Linked DNA regions of Homo sapiens: regions 2 and 3 are each linked to region 1. Evidence: read pairs that join two places in POLR2A ChIA-PET (ENCODE). Cell type or tissue: GM12878. All regions are shown on one strand. Links, peaks and the distances in the headings refer to the core of each region. The heading gives the core; the rest is flanking DNA. Region 1 overlaps ZBTB17 (zinc finger and BTB domain containing 17). Region 2 overlaps SPEN-AS1 (SPEN antisense RNA 1). Region 3 holds the start of LOC124903854 (a long non-coding RNA gene).

Evidence for each region. ChIA-PET counts read pairs that join two places held together with the same protein. Peaks named below come from ENCODE experiments on the same cell type or tissue, not always from the same donor. Only the 100,000 strongest peaks of a DNase experiment are listed, where the experiment ranks them.
Region 2: POLR2A ChIA-PET joins it to region 1 with 11 read pairs; 27 of 35 experiments call an interaction of 5 or more read pairs at or near these places.
Region 3: POLR2A ChIA-PET joins it to region 1 with 6 read pairs; 3 of 35 experiments call an interaction of 5 or more read pairs at or near these places.

The regions. Positions count from the first base shown.
Region 1 is chr1:15,961,735-15,970,088 of GRCh38, forward strand. All of the region lies in intron 2 of ZBTB17 (zinc finger and BTB domain containing 17), which reads right to left. LOC124903855 (a long non-coding RNA gene) reads left to right here. Exons shown (of 3, transcript XR_007065486.1): 3 at 1-5,909. Among named protein-coding and RNA genes, the nearest start is that of ZBTB17, 10 kb to the right of the region's middle. RefSeq lists enhancers at 1-303, 3,747-3,916, 4,199-4,388. In GM12878, for the core only: no CTCF peak of the experiment used is centred there; DNase peaks (open chromatin) are centred at 2,513, 3,677 and 4,597; H3K4me3 peaks cover 2,349 bases; H3K27ac peaks cover 3,333 bases.
Region 2 is chr1:15,838,453-15,846,806 of GRCh38, forward strand. The region is part of intron 1 of SPEN-AS1 (SPEN antisense RNA 1); the gene reads right to left. Among named protein-coding and RNA genes, the nearest start is that of SPEN, 5.1 kb to the right of the region's middle. RefSeq lists a silencer at 6,106-6,175 and an enhancer at 6,406-6,505. In GM12878, for the core only: no CTCF peak of the experiment used is centred there; no DNase peak of the experiment used is centred there; H3K4me3 peaks cover 1,947 bases; H3K27ac peaks cover 1,899 bases.
Region 3 is chr1:15,596,017-15,604,370 of GRCh38, forward strand. It overlaps LOC124903854 (a long non-coding RNA gene), which reads right to left and starts at 7,527. Exons shown (of 3, transcript XR_007065483.1): 1 at 7,073-7,527. In GM12878, for the core only: no CTCF peak of the experiment used is centred there; no DNase peak of the experiment used is centred there.

The DNA.
Region 1 (8,354 bases), core at 2,054-7,053:
CTTCTGAGAGAAACCTGGAGACCACCCCCAAGTGTGACCTGGCTCCTGGTCCTAGTAAGACCAGGGAGGTGGGGGGAATGGGATGGAGACGGAGGCACAGCTAGTGACGACATGGGGTGACGACATGGGGTGGGGGTCCCAGTGGAGAAGTATATTTTACGATGTTAATATATATGCTTTATCAGTAAACCGGGAGAGGTGGCGCGTGCCTGTAATCTCAGCACTTTGGGAGACTGAGGCAGGAGGATTGCCTAAGTTCAGGAGTTGGAGACCAGCCTGGGCAACATGGTGAGATCCCGTCTCTACAAAAAATCCAAAATAATTTAGCCGGGTGTGGTGGCAGGTGTCTATGGTCCCAGCCACTCGGGAGGCTGAGGTGGAAGGATCACTTGAGCCTGGGAGGTTGAGGCTGCAGTGAGCTGAGATTGTGGCACTGCTGCTCCAGCTCGGGTGACAGTGCGAGACCTTATCTTGAATAAAATAAAAAATAAAATAAAATGAAATAAAAATTGTGATTCCTGATAAGGGACTGTGGGTGGAACTGTGCCCTGTGCAGAGAGGAAACTCAGCCTTGCTACTAACAGCTCCATCTGCTGAGACTCCAGAGGAGGTTACTGGCAAGAGAAACTCACGGGCTGGTTGCTTCCCTTGCAAATAGACCATAACCCACAGCAGCCATGAAGGGAGTCAGGGCCAGAGCTGCTGTGGTGCCGCACGCACAGTGTTTCATGCCGCCTCACCAGTGCTCACAATGATCCTGGGAGGGGGGACTAATACAGTCACCCCCATTGAGCAGATGAGCAAATCACAGTTTAAGAAGTTGTTGCTGACCTAGGTTGCACAGCCCTGCCCACATTCAAGGCCAAATCCATCACACTCTAAAAACTGTGCCCTTTCCGCTATAGAAAAGGACAAAACTTCTGTGGACAAACAGAATACCGGGTTCAACAGATCCTGAGCCTGTACCAAATGGACAAATTCTCTGTCATCACAGGCACATAACAATCTCTCTTCCTTATACTAATGAGTGCGATAAAACATCGTATAAAACCCAGCAGTGGTTGGCTACGGTGGCACATGACTGTAGTCCCAGCTACTCGAAAGGCTGAAGCAGGAGGATCACTTGAGGCCGGGAGTTCAAGGCTGTAGTGAGCTTTGATTGCACCTATGAGTAACCACTGCACTCCAGCCTGAGCAACAGCGAGACCCTGTTTCTAAAAAAAATAAAAAAATAAAGCAAATCCAAGGCTGGGCACAGTGGCTCACACTTGTAATCCCAACACTGTGGGAGGCCAAGGCAGGCAGATTGCTTGAGCCCCAGAGTTTGAGACTACCCTGGGCAAGATAGTGAGAACCCATCTCTAAAGAATATATAAATTAATTAATTTTAAAAGACTCACACAATCCAGAAGTGAACATTACTAAGCATTAATATATTCACAGTTTGCTGCTGCCAGATGAACTGCAAAATGAAAACTATGAAACAACTCCATTTCTGGCAAAGGTGCCCTGGCCAATTCTCCCACCGCAAACAGCCACAAATGCTGACTAAAAATGATAAGACATCTTTTAAAATGCATTAAAGATTGGGAATGATAGTAAGAGGAGTTAAAAATAAAATAAAATGTATCAAAGAACTGATAGGTCAGTAAGTAATACTGAGAGGTCAAAACACATCTAAACAAGGGTTGAAATCCAGAGAGCAAGTGGAGCTTTGAAACCAGGTTTCAAGAAAAGACATTTGCAGAACTGGGCAAGCTTGAGCCCCACCCTCCACCCCATCCCCAGAGGGAGGTCTCACTGAACCTTGGTGGAAAGAAGACAATACAGAAACTGCCTATATCAAATCTTGGTGCTGAACAGAGGAGGGAAAAATCTTCCCTGAGAATGTATAATGATTAGCAGTCCCCCAAAAGGACTACAGCCCAAATTTACACCTTATGAAACACATATTTCAGGCAGATGAAAGTGATCCCAGAAAGAAAAGTATTAAATGCAAGAAGGAAGGAAGAACAATGAAAGTAGTATATATATAAGTGAGCAAACCTAAACAAATGCTGAACTAATGATGCTCATAAAAGTTGTAAAAGGACTGGCACAGTGGCTCACACCTCTAATCCTAGCACTTTGGGAGGCCAAAGCAGGAGGAGTGCTTGAGCCCAGGAGTTCAAGACCAGCCTGTCTTTACCAAAAGAGACCCTGTCTTTACCAAAAAAAAAAAAGTAAAAAGTAAAAATTAGCAGGGTGTGGTGGCGAGTGCCTGTGATCCCAGCTACTCGAGAAGCTGAGGCAGGAGGATTGCATAATCCTAGAAGGTCCAGGCTGCAGTAAGCTGCGATTGTGCCACGGCACTCCAGCCTGGACAACAGCGAGACCCTGTCTCTAGAGAGAAAAAAAAAAAAAGGTTTAAAAAGAACTAAAATGCACACCCACAGAATAAAAGTGGAAGAGAAAGTGATAGCAATTAAAGTGTTCTCAGGTCCTCACTGTTTGAGAGTAAGGTATAAAGACACTGACTAAATTTAGACTTTGATAAGTTATGTAAATTGAAAGCTATACCACATTTATGGATCAGATGACTCAACATCATAAAAATGTCAGCTCTACCCAAATTTATATATTATAAACTCAATGCAAATTCTAATAAAACATACCAACAATTTTTATGGCATTTGACAAATGTAATCTAACATGACAATGGGGCCAGGCAAGATGGCTCACGCCTGTAATCCCAACACGTTGGGAGGCTGAGGTGGGAGGATTGCTTGAGCCCAGGAATTCAAGACTAGCTTGGGCTACATGGTGAAACCCTGTCTCTACAAAAAAGACAAAAATAGCTGAGCGTGGTGGCGTGTGCCTCTAGTCTCAGCTACTTGGGAGGCTGAGGCGGAAGGATAGCTTAAGCCTGGGAGGTCAAGGCTGTAGTGAGCCAAGATCACACCACTGCACTACAGCCTGGGTGACAGAGCGAGACCCTGTCTCAGAAAAAAATAAAATGAAAATGGAAGAGCAATGGGCCAAGGATTTACTAGACACCAGTTCACCAGTTTTCTAAAATGATGTATTTTACAAGTCAGTGTGGTATTTAAACAGAGAACAGGCCGGGCACGGTGGCTCACGCCTATAATCCCAGCACTTTGGGAGGCCGAGATGGGTGGATCATGAGGTCAGGAGTTCAAGACCAGCCTGGCCAAGATGCTGAAACCCCGTCTACTAAAAATAAAAAAAAATTAGCCAGGCGTGGTGGCACGCATCTGTAATCCCAGCTACTCAGGAGGCTGAGGCAGGAGAATCGCTTGAACCTGGGAGGCGGAGTTTGCAGTGAGCTGAGATCGCGCCACTGCACTCCAGCCGGGGCAACAGAGTGAGACTCCGTATCAAAAAAAAAAAAAAAAGAATTTCTGCTCATCAAAAACAAAAAACAATATCCTACAGTGAAAAGACAAGCCACAAACTGGAAGTAGGTAGTTATAACACATATAACTGACAAAGAATTAGTATCCAAAATAAGAAATAAAAAACAAAAAACTAACAAAATGTCTACAAACCACCCAATAGAAAAATGAGCAAGACAATCTGTTGTTTCCGAGAAGATGAAATCTGAATGATCAGTAAGCAACGAAAAGATGCCCAACTCAGAACCAGGAAAATGCAAATCAAAACCACATGAGATGTCATTGTACGCCCACCAGATTAGTAAAAATGTTGAAGTCTGAAAATACCATTGTTGAGAGGATATGAGGCAAACGGAATTGTTGAAGGGTAAACTGGGGAAACAGTTTTGGCAACAACTTGGCATTATTTGTTAAGTTGAAGACGCACATACCCTGTGACTCCACTCCCAGCTGCAGTCCCTGGAGAGGCTGTGCATACATGTCCCGGGAATGTGAACAGTGGCACTGTTTGTCTCAGCAAAATACTGGAAACAACCCAAATGTCCACCAGTAATAGAAAGGATAAATAAATTCTCATACAATGGAACATTATTCATCTGTGAAAATGAAATACCACTCTATGCAACGTGGATTAATGTCAAGGCACTGAAGAAAACAATATGATTATATTAAGTTCAAAAACCTGCAGAATTAAACGGTACATTGTTTAGCAATACAAACACATGGTAAAACTATAAAGAAAAGCAAGAGTGATAAAAGCAAAACTCAGGGATGACTTGGGCCGGGTGAGATCAGGGAGGGGACACAGGGGACTCCAAAGGTAACAGTAAGTTCTTTTTGGAAACTGGGTAATGGGTACATGGAAGATGTTTCTTGTATCCTTATTCTTTACACTGAACACATTCTTTTGTATGGAGTCAACATTTAACAAAAACGATTTACAAAATTAAACAAGTTCTTTCTTACTTTAAATCATTTGCCAAGCATTAATTTGGGCTGCTGACTGAGTCACAGTAACGGGGGAAAATCCCTGAGGGGCCCACATGGCCCCGAGACTACAGAAATGAGAAGTGCTTTGCTCTCTGAGCTCTGGTGATACAGCTTCCCATGGGGCAGGCTGGCGAAATTCGAGTGGAGCCTGCCACTCGGGACAGGAAAGTGACTGCTTAGGTTAATAAGTTCCAGTATAGGAAGTGGTGCGGCTGGGGTGGGGAGAACAGATTCTACTGCCAGACCTTTCAAGACCAGAAGCTGAGTAGATTTTTGATGTTACAATGAACCCACTAAGCCTGCTTTCTGGCCCGCTCTCCACTCGCAGCGGGAATTCCCACCTCTGAGCCTCTGTCCACACTGCTGTTTAGATATGAGTGAACAACTCTCAGTTCTAACCATGCCCTTTGCTTCCTTCCTTTGAAGCCCAGCCCTACGAACCATCTCTCTTCAATTCATAACAAGCACGTTTGAATCCAAGAGCCTAAGCCCCAGTTTTCTACACGTATCTGTGCTGACTGCATTACTGAGGTCAACCTTAATCACCCTGGGACTGTCAAACTATTGATGTCCATAAGGATTCTCTGTGCTGGCATTCCACACACACGCAGCAAGGTTCAATGAGCCACAGTACTTACTCTCTGACCTCTATTATTTCAACCATTTAAAAATTGTGGCCACGGGAGGCTGAGGTGGGAGGATCGCTTGAGCCCTGGAGGTCGAGGCTGCAGTGAGCTATAATCCCAGCACTGCACTCCAACCTGGGCGAAAGAGCGAGACCCTGTCTCAAAAATTAAATTAATTAATTAATTAATTAAAAAACAAAAAAAAAAGCCGTGGCCAGCAAAAGAAGTAGATTATGATCTCCAGGACAATATGTTTTGTACATAAAATGTATTTGGAGTTTTTTGTTTTCATTAAAGTTGAGGTCCCTCCCTACTGTGATGTCAAACCCAACAATGGGTCACCCCACAGGACACCACCCCTGCTCGCACCTGTAATCCCAGTCCTTTGGGATGGCGCAGGTAGGTGGATCACTTGAGCCCAGGAGTTCAAGACCAGCCTGGGCAACGTGGCGAAACCCTATCTCCACAAAAAACAGAAAAATTAGCTAGGTGTGGTGGTGTGTGCTAGTAGTCCCAGCTACTTGGGGGGCTGAGTCAGGAAGATCGCTTGAGCCAGGGAGGTCGAGGCTGCAGTGAGCTATGACAGCTCCACTGCTCTCTAGCCTTGGCCACAGAGCAAGGCCCTAATTAAAAAAAAAAAGTGTTATATGAGGCTGGGTTTGGTGGTTCAAGCCTATAATACCAGCACTTTGGAAGGCTGAGATAGATGGATTGCTTGCGCCCAGGAGTTTGGGACCAGCCTGGGCAACACGGCGAGATTCTGTCTCTACCAAAAAAAAAAAAAGTTTCCTGGGAGGAGAGGGGGGTAACTTACTTTCCACAGGTACACGCTTGAGAACCTTCTGATTTTTCTACCTTGTGCATGCATTCCCATAGTAAATGTTGTTTTCTTCCTAAACTCTGCATATTTTCTTTTTTGACCCTCAAGAGTCTTCTATCAAATAACAGTAATTATGGAGCCAGGGACTCGACTAAGCACTTTACATGCATGACCTTATTAATAATTCCACCCAATAAAGTTATATTCAAGGTAACTATTATCCACATTTTACAACTGAGGAAACTGAGGGTTAGAAAGGTCAAGTACTTTGCCCAAGGGCATACAGCTAGTAATTATAAGAAGCAAACATAAGCCCACATACGCCTGGCTTAGGAGTTTGTGTTCCTAACTGCTACCCTATACTGCAGGGGTTTCTTAACTGGGGGTGATTTTGTGCCAGGAGATATTTGGCAATATCTGGAGACATTCTGGGGTGTCACCACTGGAGAAGAGTTACCACTGGCATCTATGGGGAGAGGCCAGAGACGCTACAGAAACCCACCCCCCACAACAAAGACTTATCTGGCCCCAAATGTCAGAAGTGTCAAGGTTGAGAAACCCTGCTATACTGGAACAAGACAAAAAGACAGAGAAACCATCTTCTGACCAAAACTCTCACAGTTAAGGTCAGAGTTCACCATGTCTATTTCCCATATGACAGCCAAATGCCCAATAAACAAGAAGCATGCTCAGCCCTCAATTACATGGAGTTTTCTCCAGCCCCAAATGCCAGTTCCTCCTCAGCCAATCAAGGCTGATCATCCACTCATCCGACACTTGCTGAGCGCCAGCTGTGTGCCAGGAAACAAGCTACACAGTGGCAGTACCAGGATAAATAAGACCCTGTCCTGCATCCAAGATGCTGGCGGTCTCATGGGAAGGCAGGCAAGGAAGCCTCGGATCATAATTGAGGTGAAAATGTGTTAATAGAGATCAAAAACAGGATGCTAAGAAGTCGCAGGGGAGGGGCTCCAAACTCACTTGGGTTGGGGGAACTGGGAATGGCTCAGAAAAGGCTTCCCAGAAGCATCTGAACTTGAAGGAATTAAACAGGCAGAGAGAATCCTCAAAACACCCCTTACCAGATCTCTCAGGATATGGTCTCTGAGTAGCCAAGGTTTGATGACTTTAATTAGAAAGCTTGGGGGAACTCTCCCAGAAAACAGAAGGGGCACAGAGTAGTCCTTGACTGTCCATGCACAACCTGGATAGCCCCTGCCACAGGGCAGGATGGCAACCTGGCGTCCCCACAGGTTTGGGCCTTCCTCAACTTCAAACCTGACTGGCCTCCAGCTTCCAACCAGCCTGTACCTTGCAGCAGGAGGTAAGTAACATTTCATAAATGTCCACTATACCAGGGGTTCCCAACCCCTGGGCCACAAACCACTGCTGGTCCGTGGCCTGTTAGGAAGTGGGCTACATGGCAGGTGAGTGGCGGGCGAGTGAGCACGCAAGTGAGCGAAGCTTCAACCTGTATTTACAGCCGCTCCCCATCACTTGCCATTACCACCTAAGCTCCGCTTCCTGTCAGATCAGCAGCAGCATTAGATACTCACAGGAGCTCAATCCCTATTGTGAGCTGCACATGTGAAGGATCTAGGTTGTGAGCTTCTCATGAAAATCTAATGCCTGATGATCTGTCACTGTCTTCCATCAACCCCAGATGGGATCGTCTAGTTGCAGGAAAAGCAGCTCAGGACTCCCACTGACTCTACATGATGGTGAGTTGTACAATTATTTCATTATATATTACAATGTAATAGTAATAGAAATAAAGTACATAATAAATGTAAGGTGTTTAAGTCAACCTGAAACCACCTCCCACCCCCCACCCCTCAGCCCCCTTTCTGTGATAAAATTGTCTCCTACAAAACCGGTCCCTGGTGCCAAAAAGGTTGGGGGCTGCGGGCCATGCCACGGCTGGTGGTCCTAGGTGCACGGGGGCCGAGGGGGCACGAGGCAGTAGTGTGGGGACTCCAGGTCCCAGAGGCCGCTCATGGGGTGGGAAGTGTGAGGCCGCTGCCTGCCTGGGCCTCGGAGGGTGGGGGGAGCAGGGCAGGGAGATGATAAATTGACCATTATCTCAGGATGTCTCTTTCTGACTGCCAATATCTTCGCCATCGCCAGCATCACCAACCCAGACTGGCTCAACACCAGGGAGTCTGTGGGAGCACTCACTGTGGGCCTCATGGGACAGTGTCAAACAATGCGTGGACGAGAGGGGATGTGCATCCCTCCCCAGCTTCCCCTGGAGTGGGTCACCATGCTGTTTTTTATCATCATGGGAATCATTTCATTGACTGTAAAATTCCCCTTAGACAGACGGAGGCAGCTAGGACTCTGGAGTCAGGTGTGAATCTGCCCTCCCATTGATTGTCACATGTGGTTTGCTGGTGGCTTCCCACTGGGGAAGAGAAGCTACAAAATATGTTCGATGGATAGCATTCACTGGGATGATGCTTTTCTGTATGGCTGCCGTCATATTTCCAATAGGATTTTACATCAATGAAGTCAGAGGTCAAC
Region 2 (8,354 bases), core at 2,173-7,172, 120 kb before region 1:
CTGTAATCCCAGCACTTTGGGAGGCTGAGGCAGGGGATCACTTGAGGTCAGGAGTTTGAGACCAGCCTGGCCAACACGGTGAAAACCCGTCTCTGCTAAAAATACAAAATTTAGCCAGGCGTGGTGGCCGGTGCCTGTAATCCCAGCTACTCGGGAGGCTGAGGCACGAGAATTGGTTGAACCCAGGAGGGGGAGGTTGCAGGGAGCCGAGATCGCGACGCTGTACGCCAGACAGGGCGACGGGGGGGAGACTCCGTCAAAAAAAGAAAAAAGAAGTTTTGATTTGCGTTATTTACGTTCTGCTTGTGTCTTGATGTTACAGAAGTTACAATCTCCTAGGCCTGGGTGTTTTGGCTAATGTGATTATCACTTATGGTGAAACAGTTAAGCTTTTTAATAATGGAGATTACCAGTAGGGTCTTAAAAGGTTGAGTGAGGGCCTGGCACCATGGCATTCGCCTGTAGTCCGGTGGTTGGAGGGGGAGGATCCCTTGAGCCCAGGAGTTTGAGGTTGCAGTGAGCTATGATCCTACCCCTGCACTCTAGCAGGAGTGAAAGAATGACACTCTCTCAAAAAGAAAAAAAAAGTTAAATAAAATATCTGAGTTAACATAGAGAGTAATAACATTTTGTTCATGTGGGATTTGTTAATATATATGTAATTTAATGCAGTTAACTATCAACATTTCAGGGGAACCCTTAGCTAAAGTGACCCAGATGCTGACTTCCAAAAGTCATTTATTTTATTTTTTATTGTTTTGAGACGCAGTTTTGCTCTTCTTGCCTAGGCTAGAGTACAATGGTGCAATTTTGGCTCACTGCAATCTCTGCCTCCGAAGTTCAAGCGATTCTCCTGCCTCAGCCTACTGAGTAGCTGGGATTATAGGCATGCACCACTAGGCCTGGCTAATTTTATATTTTTAGTAGAGATGGAGTTTCTCCATGTTGGTCAGGCTGGTCTTGAACTCCCTACCTCAGGTGATCCACCTGCCTTCGCCTCCCAAAGTGCTAGGATTACAGGTGTGGGCCACCGAGAGCGGCCCAAGTCATTTTATTATAACTTTTTAATTTCAGATTATAAAAGCAATACCTGACAGGGCTTGGTGGCTCACTTCTATAATCCCAGCACTTTGGGAGGCTGAGTCTGGAGGATTGCTTGAGACCAGGAGTTTCAGACCAGCCTGGGCAATATGGTCAGACACCATCTCTTTTAAAAAAGACAAAAACTTAGGGGGCCGCACCCAGTGGCTCACGCCTGTAATCCCAGCACTTTGGGAGGCCGAGGCGGGAGGATCACAAGGTCAGGAGATTGAGACCATCCTGGCCAACATGGCGAAACCCCGTCTCTACTAAAAATACAAAAATTAGCTGGGTGTGGTGGTGTGCGCCTGTAGTCCCAGCTACTTAGGAGGCTGAGGCAGGAGAATCCCTTGAACCCAGGAGGCGGAGATTGCAGTGAGCCAAGATTGCACCACTGTACTCCAGCCTGGGTGACAGAGTGAGACCTGGTCTCAAAAAAAAAAAAGCCGGGTGTGGTGGCATGGGCCTGTGGTCCCAGCTACTCAGGAGGCTAAGGCTGGAGGATTGCTTAAGCCCAGGAGGTTGAGGCTGCAGTAAGGTGATCACACCACTGCACTCCAGCCTGGGAAACAGAGCAACCCGATCTCAAAGAATAATAAAATAAAAGTAATACCTGTTAACCAAAGAAAAACTTAGAAAATATAGAGGAATAATTTTTTTTTTGATGGAGTCTTACTCTTTTGCCCAGGCTGGAGTGCAGTAGCTTGATCTCGGCTCACTGCAACCTCTGCCTGCCGGGTTCAAGTGATTCTCCTGCCTTAGCCTCCCAAGTAGCTGTGATCACAGGTGGCCACCACCATGCCCGGCTAATTTTTTTTTTTGTTTGAGATGGAGTCTTACTCTGTTGCCCAGGCTGGAGTGCAGTGGCGCGATCTCGGCTCATGGCAACCTCCACCTCCCAGGTTCAAGCAATTCTCCTGCCTCACCCTCCTGAGTAGCTGAGACTACAGGAACTCGCCACCAAGCCCGGCTAATTTTTTGTATTTTTAGTAGAGACGGGGTTTCACCGTGTTAGCCAGGATGGTCTCTGTCTCCTGACCTCATGATCCGCTCGTCTCGGCCTCCCAAAGTGCTGGGATTACAGGTGTGAGCCACCGTGCCAGGCACTTGTATTCTTTTTTTTTTTCGAGATGGAGTCTTGCTCTGTCACCCAGGCTGGAGTGCAGTGGCATGATCTCAGCTCACTGCAACCTCTGCCTCCCGGGTTCAAGCGATTCTCCTGCCTAAGCCTCCCAAGTAGCTGGGATTAGAGGTACACGCCACCCTGCCCAGATAATTTTTTTTTTTTTTTAGAGACAGAGTCTTGCTCTGTTGCCCAGGCTGCAGTGCAGTGGTGTGATCTTGGCTCACTGCCACCTCTGCCTCCTGGGTTCAAGCAGTTCTCCTGCCTCAGCCGCCCGAGTAGCTGGGATTACAGGTGTGAATCACTGTGCCCGGCCTTAATTTTTGTATTCTTATTAGAGACGGGGTTTCCCCATATTGGCCAGGCTGGTCTCAAACTCTTGACCTTGTGTTCTATCCACCTTGGCCTCCCAAAGTGTTGGGATTACAGGCGTGAGCCACCGCGCCCGGCCCTAATTTTTGTATTTTTAGTAGAGACGGGGTTTCACCATGTTGGCCAGGCTGGTCTCGAACTCCTGACCTCAGGTGATCCACTGGCCTCAGCCTCCCAAAGTACTGTGATTACAGGCATGCGCCATTGCTCCCAGCCAGGAATAAAATTTTTTTAAAAAATTCAAATTCTACCACATAGGCATTAACCATGATTAACATTTGCAAATATCTTTCCAGTCTATTTTCCACTCAATTACACAAATATTGGTAAACTGCATTAGTAATTCTTAGTATTAAGTATATTGCCAGTATTTCCTCACAGGGGGAAAAATGTTACTTTTAGCAACTTTCCAGAAATAAACAATGGTAGAAACTTAAGAACTGATTTAAAAATATATCAGCCAGTATATTCATTTCTGAAAAACTAAAAATAACACGGAATAAATTATTTAGCTTTCTTAGAGGGTTGAACAGTAAAGTACCATATGAAGTGTTTTTTTTTTTTATCGGAGTCCACTCTGTTGCCCAGGCTCACTGCAACTTCTTCCTCCCAGGTTCAAGTGATTCTCCTGCCTAAGACTCCTGAGTAGCTGGGATTACAGGTGCATGCCACCATGCCCAGCTAATTTTTGTATTTTTAGTAGAGACGGGGTTTCACTATATTGGCCAGGCTAGTCTGGAACTCCTGACCTCAGGTGATCCACCTGTCTGGGCCTCCCAGAGTGCTGGGGTTACAGGCGTGAGCCAACCGTGCCTGGCTCTGTTATAAAGTATTAGCTTGCTTAAAGAATGGATCTGCGCTGGGTGCAGTGGCTCACACCTATAACCCCAGCACTTTGGGAGGCCAAGGCTGGCAGATCCCTTGAGTTCGGGAGTTCAAGACCAGCCTGGGCAATATGGAGACGCCTCTACAAAAAAATACCAAAAACAATTAACTGGGCCTGGTGGTGTGCGCCTGTAGACTCTGCTACTAGGTGGGAGGATGGCTTGAGCCTGGGAGGCAGAGGTTGCAGTGAGCTAAGATTGCACCACTATACTCCAGCCTGGGCGACAGAGGGAGACCCTGTCTCAAAAAAAAAAAAAAAAAAAAAAAAAAGAACTAGAGGACTAGCTAGCTAATATTTTCAATTCTTTGGAGTTCTGATAATTTATTTATTTATTTATTTATTTAGAGATGGAGTTTCGCTCGTTGCCCAGGCTGGAGTGCAATGGCGCGATCTTGGCTCACTGCCGAGATCAAACACCCTTTAATAATATTACAGTGGTGTTGCGTTTTATTTTCTGTTATTTTGGGGAAAAAATTTGGTTCTAATAGTACGAGTTTGTTGGTATTGTCAAATTCTCATGTGGTTGGGGCTTTGTTCATTTTATAGCTAGTTAATATTATATTATTTTATTTTATTTTATTTACTTATTTTTTGAGATGCAGTCTCACTGTCGTCCAGGCTGGAATGCACTGGCACGATCTTGGCTCACTGCAACCTCTGCCTCCTGGGTTCAAGCAATTGTCTGTCTCAGTCTCCCGAGTAGCTGGGATTCTAAGCGCCCGCCACCACACCTGGCTAATTTTTTTGTATGTTTAGTAGAGATGGGGTTTCACCATCTTGACCAAGCTGGTCTTGAACTCCTGACCTTGTGATCCACCCGCCTCGGCCTCCCAAAGTGCTAGGATTACAGACATGAGTCACTGTGCCTGGCCAGTTATATGATTTTATATGATGCCTTTTATATATTTTATATGATGCCTTTAAGAAGAAATACGCAGGTGGATCTCCTGTGGTCAGGAGTTCCAGACCAGCCTGGCCAACATGGTGAAATCCTGTGTCTACTAAAAATACAAAAATTAGCTGGGTGTGGTGGTGTGCACCTTAGTCCTAGCTACTAGGGAGTCTGAGGTGGGAGGATCGTGTGGACCTGGGAGGTGGAGGTTGCAGTGAGCTGAGGTGGCACCATTGTACTCCAGCCTGGGCGACAGAGCAAGACTCCATCTCAAAAGAAAAAAAGAAGAATTTTTTTTATATTTTATATATATTTTATTTTATTTTTATATTTTGGGCTGGGCGCAGTGGCTCACACTTGTAATCCCAGCACTTTGGAAGGCCTAGGCAGGTGGATCACTTGAGGTCAGTGTTTCGAGATCAGCCTGGCCAACATGGTGAAAACCCATCTCTACTAAAAACACAAAAATTAGCCGGGCGTGGTAGCAGGCACCTGTAGTCCCAGCTACTCAGGAGGCTGAAGCACAAGAATCTCTTGAACCTGGAAGGTGGAGGTTGTAGTGACCCCAGATCACGCCACTGCACTCCAGCCTGGGCAACAGAGCAAGACTGTCTCAAAATAAAAAAAGAAGAAATGCATATATATATATTTTTTTCTTTTTTTTTTTTTTGAGACAGAGTCTCGCTCTGTTGCCCAGGCTGGAGTGCAGTGGCGTGATCTGGGCTCACTGCAACCTCTGCTTCCCGGGTTCAAGCGATTCTCCTGCCTCAGCCTCCCGAGTAGCTGAGACTACAGGTGCATACCACCATGCCCGGCTAATTTTTTGTATTTTTAGTAGAGATGGGTTTTCACTGTGTTAGCCAGGATGGTCTTGATCTCCTGACCTTATGATCGGCCTCCCAGAGTGCTGGGATTACAGGCGTGAGCCACCAGGCCCGGCCAAAATGCTTATATTTTAAGTGCATGTTTTCTCCTGAAACAGCTTAATTTTAATAGCTTGGGACCTGACTTGTAACCAAATTCTTGTTAAAATCTGATAACTATCCTGTCCTGTTTAAATGGAGATATTATTTTACTACTCTACTGGCTGGGTTAGCATTCAAAGCCTGAGTTGGAGGCTCAGACGCTTTTTCCATCTGAGCTTTCATTACGCATGACTGAACTCTTTGAGCATGTCTAGCATGCTAAATACAGCAGCTCCTCACAGTGTGAAAATAAAACCTGATTAAAAACAAATCTATTTTAATTCCACTTTGCAAATGGCTCTGCTTTAATGTCAGCTTTCTGAATTATCTTTAGTAATCAAATGAGGAAATTCACTTCACCATCCGTTTATCATAGATAAATCACAACCTACTTTTTGATCTTTTTCAGTGAGCATCAATTATTGTTAAATAAAAAAACATCAGAGAATAACAGAGTGGGTTGCCTTTCTATTGAAAACATAACAAAGATACATGCTTTAAAGAAGTTCTGCCCCTGTAAAGCTTTGTAACAGGAATACAAATGGAGAAAAGCTTTTCTGGTGTTTTTTGATGCATTGTCAGCAAAAATGAAAAGCACTGAGAAAATCAAAAACTTGATTTGGGGCTGAGCAAAGGGCATGTACTTATCAGTTTTGTTATTAAGAGCTTTTGCAATAGAAACAGTCAACCAAAAAAAAAAAAAAGCAAGAAACTTCATACTTGACATGCAATCACTATATCCTGATTTGACTACAGGACCTGGCTATAATGGTGAAAATGGTTTTTTTTTTTTTTTTTTTTTTTTGAGACTGAGTCTCACTCTGTCGCTCAGGCTGGAGTGCAGTGGCACGATCTCGGCTCACTGTAACCTCTGCCTCCCGGGTTCAAGTGATTCTCCTGCCTCAGCCTCTCGAGTAGCTGGGATTACAGGTGAGCACCACCACGCCAGGCTAATTTTTGTATTTTTAGTAGAGGCCAGGTTTCACCACGTTGGCCAGGCTGGTCTTGATCCCCTGGCCTTAGGTGATCCGTCCATCTCAGCCTCCCAAAGTGCTGGGATTATAGGCGTGAGCCACCGCACCCGGCTCTTTTTTTTTTTTTTTTAAAATCATGATTTTAACAGAAGCCTCCATTCAAGGCGAGACATGCCTTTTATTTCTCTAATTGCGAGACACTTTTCTGAATCCTCTTGTCAGTTGCACCTTTTAATACAATTGAGGTGACACTGTTCTTCATGGTGACACTGGTCTTTCCCAAGAGGTTTCAGCTAATTCAGTCTATCAGATTTTACATCAGATTTTAAAATTTGCTTCAAACTTGGGTGCTTGTATTCAAATTCATGCTTCATAGAAAAATGCATATCAGTTCAACAGTTGACTAACTGCAGCCACGTTCACAGTACTGAATAGTTCATGAGTTTCGTTAGTAGGGTGTTAGCTTGACTTTCCTTATGTGATAATTGTGACAGAGAAATGGCCAGATGTAAATAGCCAATTTTACTTTTTTTTTTCTTTTTTTAAGAGAGGGGTTTCTCCTATGTTGCTGAGGCTGGAGTGCTGGGGCTTTTCAAGGCACAATCATAGTGCACTACAGCTTGGAACTCCTGGACTCAGATGATGCTTCTGCCTTAGCCTCTCCAGTAGCTGAGACTACAAAGAAACAATTTAGTTATGCATAGGTGACCTGAGATATTAGTGCCATTGGTTTTGGTGACAATATTTTCGAATTCAAATAGTGTCGTTTGTAAGTTAGTTTGTATTTAAGGAGATAATCGATGAGGCCAAGTATTTAAAATTGGCTGGGCTGGTGGTTCATGCCTGTAATACCAGCACTTTGGAAGGCTGAGGTGGGCAGATCACCAGGTCAAGAGATCGAAACCATCCTGGATAGCATGGTGAAACCCCGCCTCTACTAAACGTAAAAAAATTACCTGGGCGTGGTGGTTTGCGCCTGTAGTCCCAGCTACTTGGGAGGCTGAGGCAGGAGAATTGCTTGAACCCGGGAGACGGAGGATGCAGTAAGCAGAGATGGTACCACTTCACTCCAGCCTGGTGACAGAGTGAGACTGCGTCTCCAAAAAAAAAAAAAAAAAAAAAAAAAAAATCTGGCTTGCACCTGAAGCAGCACACCTCTGGTATTTCTGTGTATTTTTATTATAAATAATTTTATTTTTCTCTCGATATAGTTACCTTAATTTTATGGGTTTTCCTTGAATTTCTGTAAATTGGCCTTTATATAAAAGTTCAACTGGCCGGGCATGGTGGCTCACGCCTGTAATCCCAGCACTTTGGGAGGCCAAGGTGGGCAGATCACCTGAGGTCAGGAGTTCAAGACCAGCCTGGCCAACATGGTGAAACCCCGTCTTTACTAAGAATACAAAAAACTAGCCTGGTGTGGTGGTGCGCGCCTGTAATTCCAGCTACTCGGAAGGCTGACGCAGGAGAATCGCTTGAACCTGGGAGGCGGAGGTTGCAGTGAGCTGAGACAGCGCCATTGTGCCCCAGCTTGGCTAACAAGAGTGAAACTTGGTCTCAGGAAAAAAAAAAAAAAAGAGGCTGGGCGTGGTGGCTCAAGCCTGTAATCCCAGCACTTTGGGAGGCTTGAGGCGGGTGGATTACCTGAGGTTGTGAGTTCGAGGCCAGCTTGACCAACACAGAGAAACTGTCTCTACTAAAAATACAAAAATTAGCCGGGCATGGTGGCGCATGCCTGTAATCCCAGCTACTCAGGAGGCTGAAGCAGGAGAATCGCTTGAACCCAGGAGACAGAGGTTGCAGTAAGCCGAGAACACACCATTGCACTCCAGCCTGGGCAACAAAAGCAAAACTCCGTCTCAAAGGAAAAAAAAAAAAAAAGAAAGTTCAACTGTAGGTTTCAAAAGCTCTTAGGCCTGGAAAGGCCAGAGGTCTAATTCCTTTCTCTGTTTAAATATTAAATTATGGTCTGAGGGGAACAATATTGGATTCCTGTCTCATTTCCGTTTTATTCCTTCTATACCACAGCGATCAGCAAGGGTATCTTGCAAACGGTTTCGCA
Region 3 (8,354 bases), core at 1,080-6,079, 370 kb before region 1:
AGAGCTAATTATTAATTATGAACTATATGCTCTGGGTACATAGATCTGACTCAAGTTATTAGTAAGAATGAATACTTGATAATTGATGATTAACAGGACTGTAGCTTAAAACCAAGGTTCTAAAGTGCACAAAGGTCAAGGACATGTAGAAAAATGCTGTTTAGACAAATCCAAATATAAGCCAACTTGTGCTAGGCAATTAAACCCAGAAAAACATTATTAAGCACTTTTGGAAGGTAAGAATTAATGCTTGAAGTGCAGATATAGACATCTCATACAAATAAAGCATGTATGATACATTTCCTATAGTATAACATAAATGGTTTGATAAAGTATTTGTTCTCTTCTTTTTTTTTTAGAGACTGGGTCTCTAAAAAAAAAAAAAAAAAAAGCTCAATGATCAATCATTTCGTTACTCATGCTTATGTAATGAAACCTTCATCAAATCTTGATAGAATGGGGTTCAAGGAGCTTCCAGGTTGGTGAACATACGGAGCTGCGGGGAGGGTGGCGTGCCTGAGGAGGGCATGGAAGCTCCAGATCCCTTCCCATGTTCCTTGCCCTATGCAGCTCTTCCACTGGCTGTTCCTGTTATATTCTTTCATAATAAATGGCAATCTGGTTAGTAGACCGTTCTGAGTTCTGTGAGCTGTCCTAGCAGATGATCAAACCCAGAGAGGAGGGAATGGTGGGAACTTCTAATTTATAGCGAGTCTGCAAGAAGTACAGGTGACAACCTGGGACTGGCACCCAGTGTCTGAAGTGGGGGCAGTCTTAAGGGACTAAGCCTGTAACCTGGGGAATCTGATGCTATTTCCAGGTAGATAGTGTCAGGATTGAGATAAATCATAGGACACTGCTAAAGTTTGGATGTTTATTCCCTACAAATCTCATGCTGAGCGTTTATCCCCTAATGGCAGGGTGTGGGTCATGCGGGTAGATCCCTCATGAATAACCAATGCCTTGTTGCGGGGAAGGGGTCAGTGAGTTCTCACTCTTTTCCCTCCCACAAGAGCTGATTGCTAAAAATAGCCTGGCGCCTCCCCTGTCTCTCTCTCTCTTGCTGCGAGATCTCTGCACACACTGGCTCCATTTCACCATTTGCCATGAGTGGAAGCAGCCTGAAGCTTTCACCAGCTTCTCCATCTTCCAGCCAGCAGAATTGTTAGCCAAGTTAACTTCATTTTGTTGTTGTTTGTTCGTTTTTTGTTTGTTTGGTTTTTTTTTGGGATGGAGTCTCACTCTGTCCCCAGGCTGGAGTGCAGAGGCACGATCTCAGCTCACTGCAACCTCTGCCTCCGGGTTCAGGCAATTCTCCTGCCTCAGCCTCCCGAGTAGCTGGGATTACAGGTGCCCACCACCACACCCAGCTAATATTTTTGTATTTTTAGTAGAGATGGGGTTTCACCATATTGGCCAGGCTGGTCTCAAACTCCTGATGTCAGGTGATCCACCTGCCTTAGCCTCCCAAAGTGCTGGGACCATAGGCATGAGCCACCGCGCCAAGCCCTTAACTTCATTTTTTGATAAATTACCCAGCCTCAGGCATTCCATTATAGCAAGAGACTGACAGACACCCTCCTAAGGTCTGCAGAGAATTGTAGAATTTTTTGGTGTGAACCCCCACGCCCCACCACCACCACATTAGGAGCCAGTGGAGAAGGAAATGGAATCTTCCCTTTCGATCAAATAAGCCCCTTTTCTCTTGGAATTGCCCTTTGATTTTTCTCAGTGTTAGTCTTTCTTTTAAAATCTTTAATATTTTCCTGATTACACCTAATACATATGTATTGTACAAAGTATAAGTTGACCATAGTCTGCTCCTACTCCTGCTCAAGGTTGTTTGTTTGTTTTGTTTTGTTTTGTTTTGTTTGAGATGGAGTCTTGCTGTGTTGCCCTGCCTGGAGGGCAGTGGTGCAATCTTGGCTCACTGCAACCCTCCGCCTCCTGGATTCAAGCAATTCTTCTGCCTCAGCCTTCTGAGTAATTGGGATTACAGGTGCCCACCACCACAGCCAGCTAATTTTTGTATTTTTAGTAGAGAAGGGGTTTTGCCATGTTGGCCAGGCTGGTCTCGAACTCCTGGCCTCAAGTGATCTGCCCACCTCAGCATCCAAAAGTGCTGGGAAAAAAGTGTGGGGATTACAGGCACCTGGCCTCAAGGTTGTACTTTAATTCATATGAGACTTTGGAAAAAGTACAGGTTTCTCCTGTACAAATTGTTGGCAATGTGTCCTTTTTTCACCTTAAAATGCCTGGAAATCTTTCAGATAAGCTTTTTAAAAAAGCTTTTTTTTAGGTGTAATTTACATACCACAAAATTCACCCATTTTTAAGTGTACAAGTTAATGATTTTTCGTCCCCTTGTGCAACCATCACAACTCAGTTTTAGAACATTTCTATCACCCCCAAAAGTTCCTTCATGCCTATCAAAGCTTTTTAAAGGGTGCGTTTTTGTGGATAATTACAATCATGAGTAACAAGTCCCAGAAATGTCCATTTTGCCTGGCTTCCTTTTGCTGCCGGCAGGCAAAAAGAAAATTGCAAAAGCCCATCAACAAATGTTGGAAGAAAACACCATAAGCTGATCAACAGCTGTCTGCTAAAAATAGTTTATTCATGCTCTCCAGCTTTTAGTGAATGTCAGCCAAGTGCCAGGCATTGGTTAAGTCTGTTAGGGATATCAAGACAGGATAATAGCTTCCCCTGGAAGTAATTGGATATGAGTTCAATAGTATACAACCTCACTTAAAACAGTTTCCATATTCAATGGTTTGGGGTGGTAAAAGTGTGCCAGGTGGGTGTGATATTTGGACTTCCACTTCCAGAACTGAAGATAAACAGGGGCTAGATTTACTTTCCCACATAAACAACCAAAATACGGATCCCCAAAATGTAACAAATGGTCTTTAAGACACCGGATATCACGCAACAAAGGACAGAAATCCCTGAAAAAAGTACAAATGGCTGGGCGCGGTGGCTCACGCCGGTAATCCCAGCACTTTCGGAGCCCGAGGCGGGCGGATCACGAGGACAGGAGTCCGAGACCAGTCTGGCCAATATGGTGAAACCCCGTCTCTACTAAAAATACAAAAATTAGCCGGGTGTGGTGGTACACGCCTGTAGTCCCAGCTACTCGGGAGGCTGAGGCAGAAGAATCGCTTGAACCCTGGAGGTGGAGGTGGCAGTGAGCTGAGATCGCGCCACTGCACTCCAGCCTGGGCAACAGTGCCAGACTCCGTCTCAAAAAAAAAAAAGTACAAGTGAAGTGAGCCCTATTATTGCTCCAGCTTACTGCCTTGAGGGTTTCCAGGCTCTACTGCAAGAAGAGCAAAGTGAGGAAGGGCCTGGTGGAATCCCGGAGCTGAGGAGACAGAGCTGAGTCCAGGGAGACCAAGGTAGCCAGATGGAAAGGACAGAGTACCAGAGAAAGAGAGTTGTTCAGACAGAACCCCAGAGATCTGTAAAAGGTCCCCGCCTCTAGCATTCAGCAGAGTACTGTTCAGGATACATATGTAAGAAAACTACACAAGGCTGGGGAAAGAACCACGTAAAAGGATTACTACAGCGATTCCTAACCTTTTTGGAGTTTCGGGATGAAACTCTTCCACCTCAGTTCATCAGACGTTCGTTAGATTCTCATAAGGAGTGGGCAACCTAGATCCCTCACGTGCACAGTTCACAATAGGGTTTGTGCTGCTATGAGAATGGAATACTGCTGCTGATCTGACTGGAGACAGAACTCAGGCAGTAATGCTCGCTCGCCTGCCACTCACCTCCTGCTATGCGGCCCGGCTCTTAACAGACCACCAACTGGTACTAGTCCGCGGCCTGGAGACTGGGACCCCTGGATTAGAAGGAATAGTGCCTACTCCTATGATCCAGATTGGAAAAACTCGTAATGTGTGGGGCATTGGAAAGAGTACTTATGAAGGTCTTGCCTCAGGGGAATAATTAGCCCTAGAGTTGGCATTGCTCTGGTCCTGCCTAACAAATCTTTTTTTTTTTTTTTTTTTTTTGAGACACAGTCTCACTCTGTTGTCCAGGCTGGAGTGCAGTGGCATGATGTCCGCTCACTGCAACCTCCACCTCCGGGATTCAAGTGATTCTCCTGCCTCAGCCTCCCGAGTAGCTGGGATTACAGGCATGTGCCTCCACGCCCAGCTCATTTTGTAATTTTAGTAGAGATGGGGTTTCTCCATGTTGGTCAGGCTGGTCTTGAACTTCCGACCTCAGGTGATTCGCCTGCCTTGGCCTCCCAAAGTGCTGGGATTACCGGCGTGAGCCACAACGCCCAGCAGTTAAAGACTTTCTAACAACAAAAAGCTTAATACTTTTTTTTTTTCTTTTGAGATGGAGTCTCTCTGTCGCCCAGGCTGGAGTTCAGTGGCGCAATCTCGGCTCACTGCAACATCTGCCGCCCAGGTTCATGCGATTCTCCTGCCTCAGCCTCCCGAGTAGCTAGGATTACAGGTGCCTGCCACTGTGCCCAGCTAATTTTTGTCGTTTTTATTAGAGATGGGGTTTCACCATCTTGGCCAGGCTGTTCTTGAACTCCTGACCTCGTGATCCACCTGCCTTGACCAGCCAAAGTGCTGGGATTACAGGCGTGAGCTACCGTGTCGCTGGATACTTTTTTTTTTTTCGAGATGGAGTTTTGCTCTTGTGGCCCAAGCTGGAGTGCAGTGGTGCCATCTTGGCTCACTGCAAACCCCGCCTCGTGGGTTCAAGCAATTCTCCTGCCTCAGCCTCCCGAGAAGTTGGGATTACAGGCGCCCACCACCATGCCTGGCTAATTTTTGTATTTTTAGTAGAGATGGGGTTTCACCATGTTGGCCAGGCTGGTCTCAAACTGCTGACCTCAGGTGATCCCCCCGCCTCGGCCTCCCAAGTGCTGGGATTACAGGCTCGAGCTACCACACCCAGCCAGCTTGATATTTTTAAGCCCATTATTTCCAATATTGTGAATTCTCAGATTTTCAAGTAATAAAATAAGCAAAATGAATCCTTAATAAAAATTCTATCTTGGCAACGCTATTTGTCATTTCCATCCTATGACTTTCTCTTCATATGTAACTGAAATTTCATAAATATTAAGAAATTGTTGTTTGGGCATAAGAATCAGATATGGAAAGGAGGCAATTGTGCTATTAACCGTGTCACTTAGGGCTACTGCTATTTGAGGCGTGCATCACACCAGCAGAATCATATACACCTGGGAGCTTGTCAGAACTGCAGAAATTCTCAGGACCTGCTCCAGACCTAATGAATCAGAATATACAGTTTAACAAGGTTCCTGGCCGGGCGCGGTGGCTCACGCCTGTAATCCCAGCACTATGGGAGGCCGAGGGGGGTGGATCACGAGGTCAGGAGTTCAAGACCAGCCTGGCCAAGGTGGTGAAACCCCGTCTCTACTAAAAATACAAAAATTAGCCGGGCGTGGTGGTGTGCGCCTGAAATCCCAGCTACTCAGGAGGCTGAGGCAGGAGAATTGCTTGAACCCGGGGGGCAGAGGTTGCAGTGAGCCAAGATCGCACCACTGCACTCCAGCGTGGGTGACAGAGTGAGACTCCGTCTTAAAAAAACAAAAGATTGCTAAGTGGTTACTACACACATTTGAGAAGCACTGGCCCTCTCCATGCAATACATTGAGCAAATACAGTCACATGTCACATGATCTTTAGTCAACAACAGACTGCATATAAGACAGTGGTTCCATCAGATTACAATATTGTATTTTTATTGTACCATTTTTAGTGTACCCTTTCTATGTTTAGATACAAAAATACCAACCATTGTGTTACAATTGCCTACAGTATACAGTACAGTAACATGCTGTAGAGATTTGTAGCGTAGGAGCAGTAGGCTGTATCATATAGCCTAGGTGTGCAGTAGGCTATACTATCTAGGTTTGCGTAAGTACACTCTATGGGCAGGACTCAGTGGCTCATGCCTGTAATTCCAACACTTTAGAAGGTCAAGGCAGGAAGACTGCTTGAGCCCAGAAGTTGGAGACCAGACTGGGCAACAGAGGGAGAAACCCTGTCTATACAAAAAAAATTAAAATTAGCCGGCTGTGGTCTAGACATGGTAGCTCAGGCCTGTAATCCCAGCACTTTGGGGGGCTGAGGCAGGTGGATTGCTTGAGACCAGGAGTTCGAGACCAGCCTGAGAAACATAGCAAGACCCTTTCTCTATAAAAAGAAAATTAAAATATACAAAAATATATAATTTAATTTTAAAAAATTAGTCTGGCATGGTGATGCAGGCCTGCAGTCCCAGCTACTCAGGAGGCTGAGGCAGAAGTATCACAGCAGATCGAGGTTGCAGCGAGCTGTCATGGCACCACTGCACTGCAGCCTGAGCGACACAGCAAGACCCTGTCTCAAAAACAAAACAAACAAACAAAAAAACTCTATGATATTCCAATGATAGATTCACCTAAGATGCATTTCTCATATCTCTGTTAAACAATGCATGACTATAATTTCTCCGGTCATGTTTCCTTATGTCTGAAAACAAAGGGCACTGAAACCTGTTTGTTCACTTTAGTTCACAGGCTGATTAGAAAAGTAAGTAAAATCCAATCCAAATATAAATTAAATACACGTGAAATACCAAACCCTCTAGTAAACAGCGAGCTACATACAAGTCCCAGACACTCCACGACCGTTTCTAGATTGAAAATCCTAGGCCAGGCGCAGTGGCTCACACCTGTAATTCCAGCACTTTGGGAGGCCGAGGTGGGTGGATCACGAGGTCAGGAGTTCAAGACTAGCCTGGCCAAGATGGTGAAACCCCGTCTCTACTAAAAAAAAAAAAAAAAAAAAAAAAAAAAAAAAAAAATTAGCTAGGCGTGGTGGTGGGCGCCTGTAATCCCAGCTACTGGGAGACTGAGGCAGAGAACCCGGGAGGCAGAGGTTGCAGTGAGCCGAGACCGCGCCACTGCACTCCAACCTGGGCGACAGAGCGAGACTCCATTTCAAAAAAAAAAAAAAAAGAATATTTAAGTCTTTTCACTTCTGGGAATACACACACACACACACATATATATTTAATCGAAACACGTTACCTTTCACTCAACAACTATTCAAGACAGAAACCATTTCGGGTAAGCAGACTCCTACAGGGTCCCTACTGCACATTTCTCATCGGTGGTCAAAGCAACAAAACGTGAACTAAGCCACAGGGTAGCTGCAGGAAGCTCTATGCCTGGGACCACTACAGGCAGGCACTAGTTTCCCTGTCCACCACTGCCCGAAATGGAGTCGGGCCCGGTTCTCCTGAGCTGAGCAGGCCAAAGCAGGGAGTCCGTGAGTGGACCGGGCATAGCCAGAGCGACGCCGCAGCACCCCAGCCGCAGGGTCAGCCCCAAAAGCAGCAGGGCCCGCTTGATCGCGGATGCCGGGACGCCCTCGTGCAAGCCTCGAAGGGGGGCTGCCACCCCGAACATTCGCCAGAACGAAAGCGGCAGCCAGGAGAAGCCCTCGCAGGTGCTGTAGGGATCCAAGCGCTTGAGCTGAGTCCGAAACTCGCACAGCAACCTCGGGAGGATAAACTCCAGCAACCAGAATCGGGTTGGCGTCGCCTAGCAACCAGGAGCCAAATGCGCGGACGCCAGGCATTGGCCTGCACGTGTCACGTGAGCCAGCGCCGCTGCCCAGTGGGAGATTACGCCGCAGGCACGTGATGCGGCGCAACCGCCCTTTGGCAGAGCTTTTCGCGAAGGCAGTTGTGGCTCTGAGCGCATAGGCGAGGCATTCCTGGGGTTTGCGCCGTATCCTTTTACAAAGTCCTGGCTTTGGCTGGTGCGACCAAAGAAAGGAAACCGGCGCTTGAGACTTGTCTGGGCTGGCTATGGTGAAGCAGTGAAACGGTGCAGAATTGTGTCAATGAGGCTAGTTCAGTTGTGCAAGAGCATTTCCTCAAAGTAAGACAGAAGCTTTTAGTTACGTCAACACCTGCTAATGTTAGGCTGGCCAGAAATTTCCTGACAAATAATGGGTGAAGGTCGGGCGTGTGGTCGCTCATGCCTGTAATCTCAGCGCTTTGGGATCACTTGAGGTCAGGAGTTCGAGACCAGCTTGGCCAACTAGGCGAAACCCCATCTCTACTGAAAGTACAAAAATTAGCCGTGTGTGGTGGCGCGCATCTGTAATCCCAGCTACTCTGGAGGCTGAGGCAGGACAATCGCTTGAACCCAGGAGGCAGAGGTTGCAGTGAGCTGAGATCACGCCACTTAAAAGAAACGAAACTTTGCTGGTGACCATGTGGTGATGAAACTGAGCGTTTTGGAGCGCAGCAAGGTGACTCCCCATGTAATTAGTATAGACAGAGAGTTTGTGCTCTAAAGG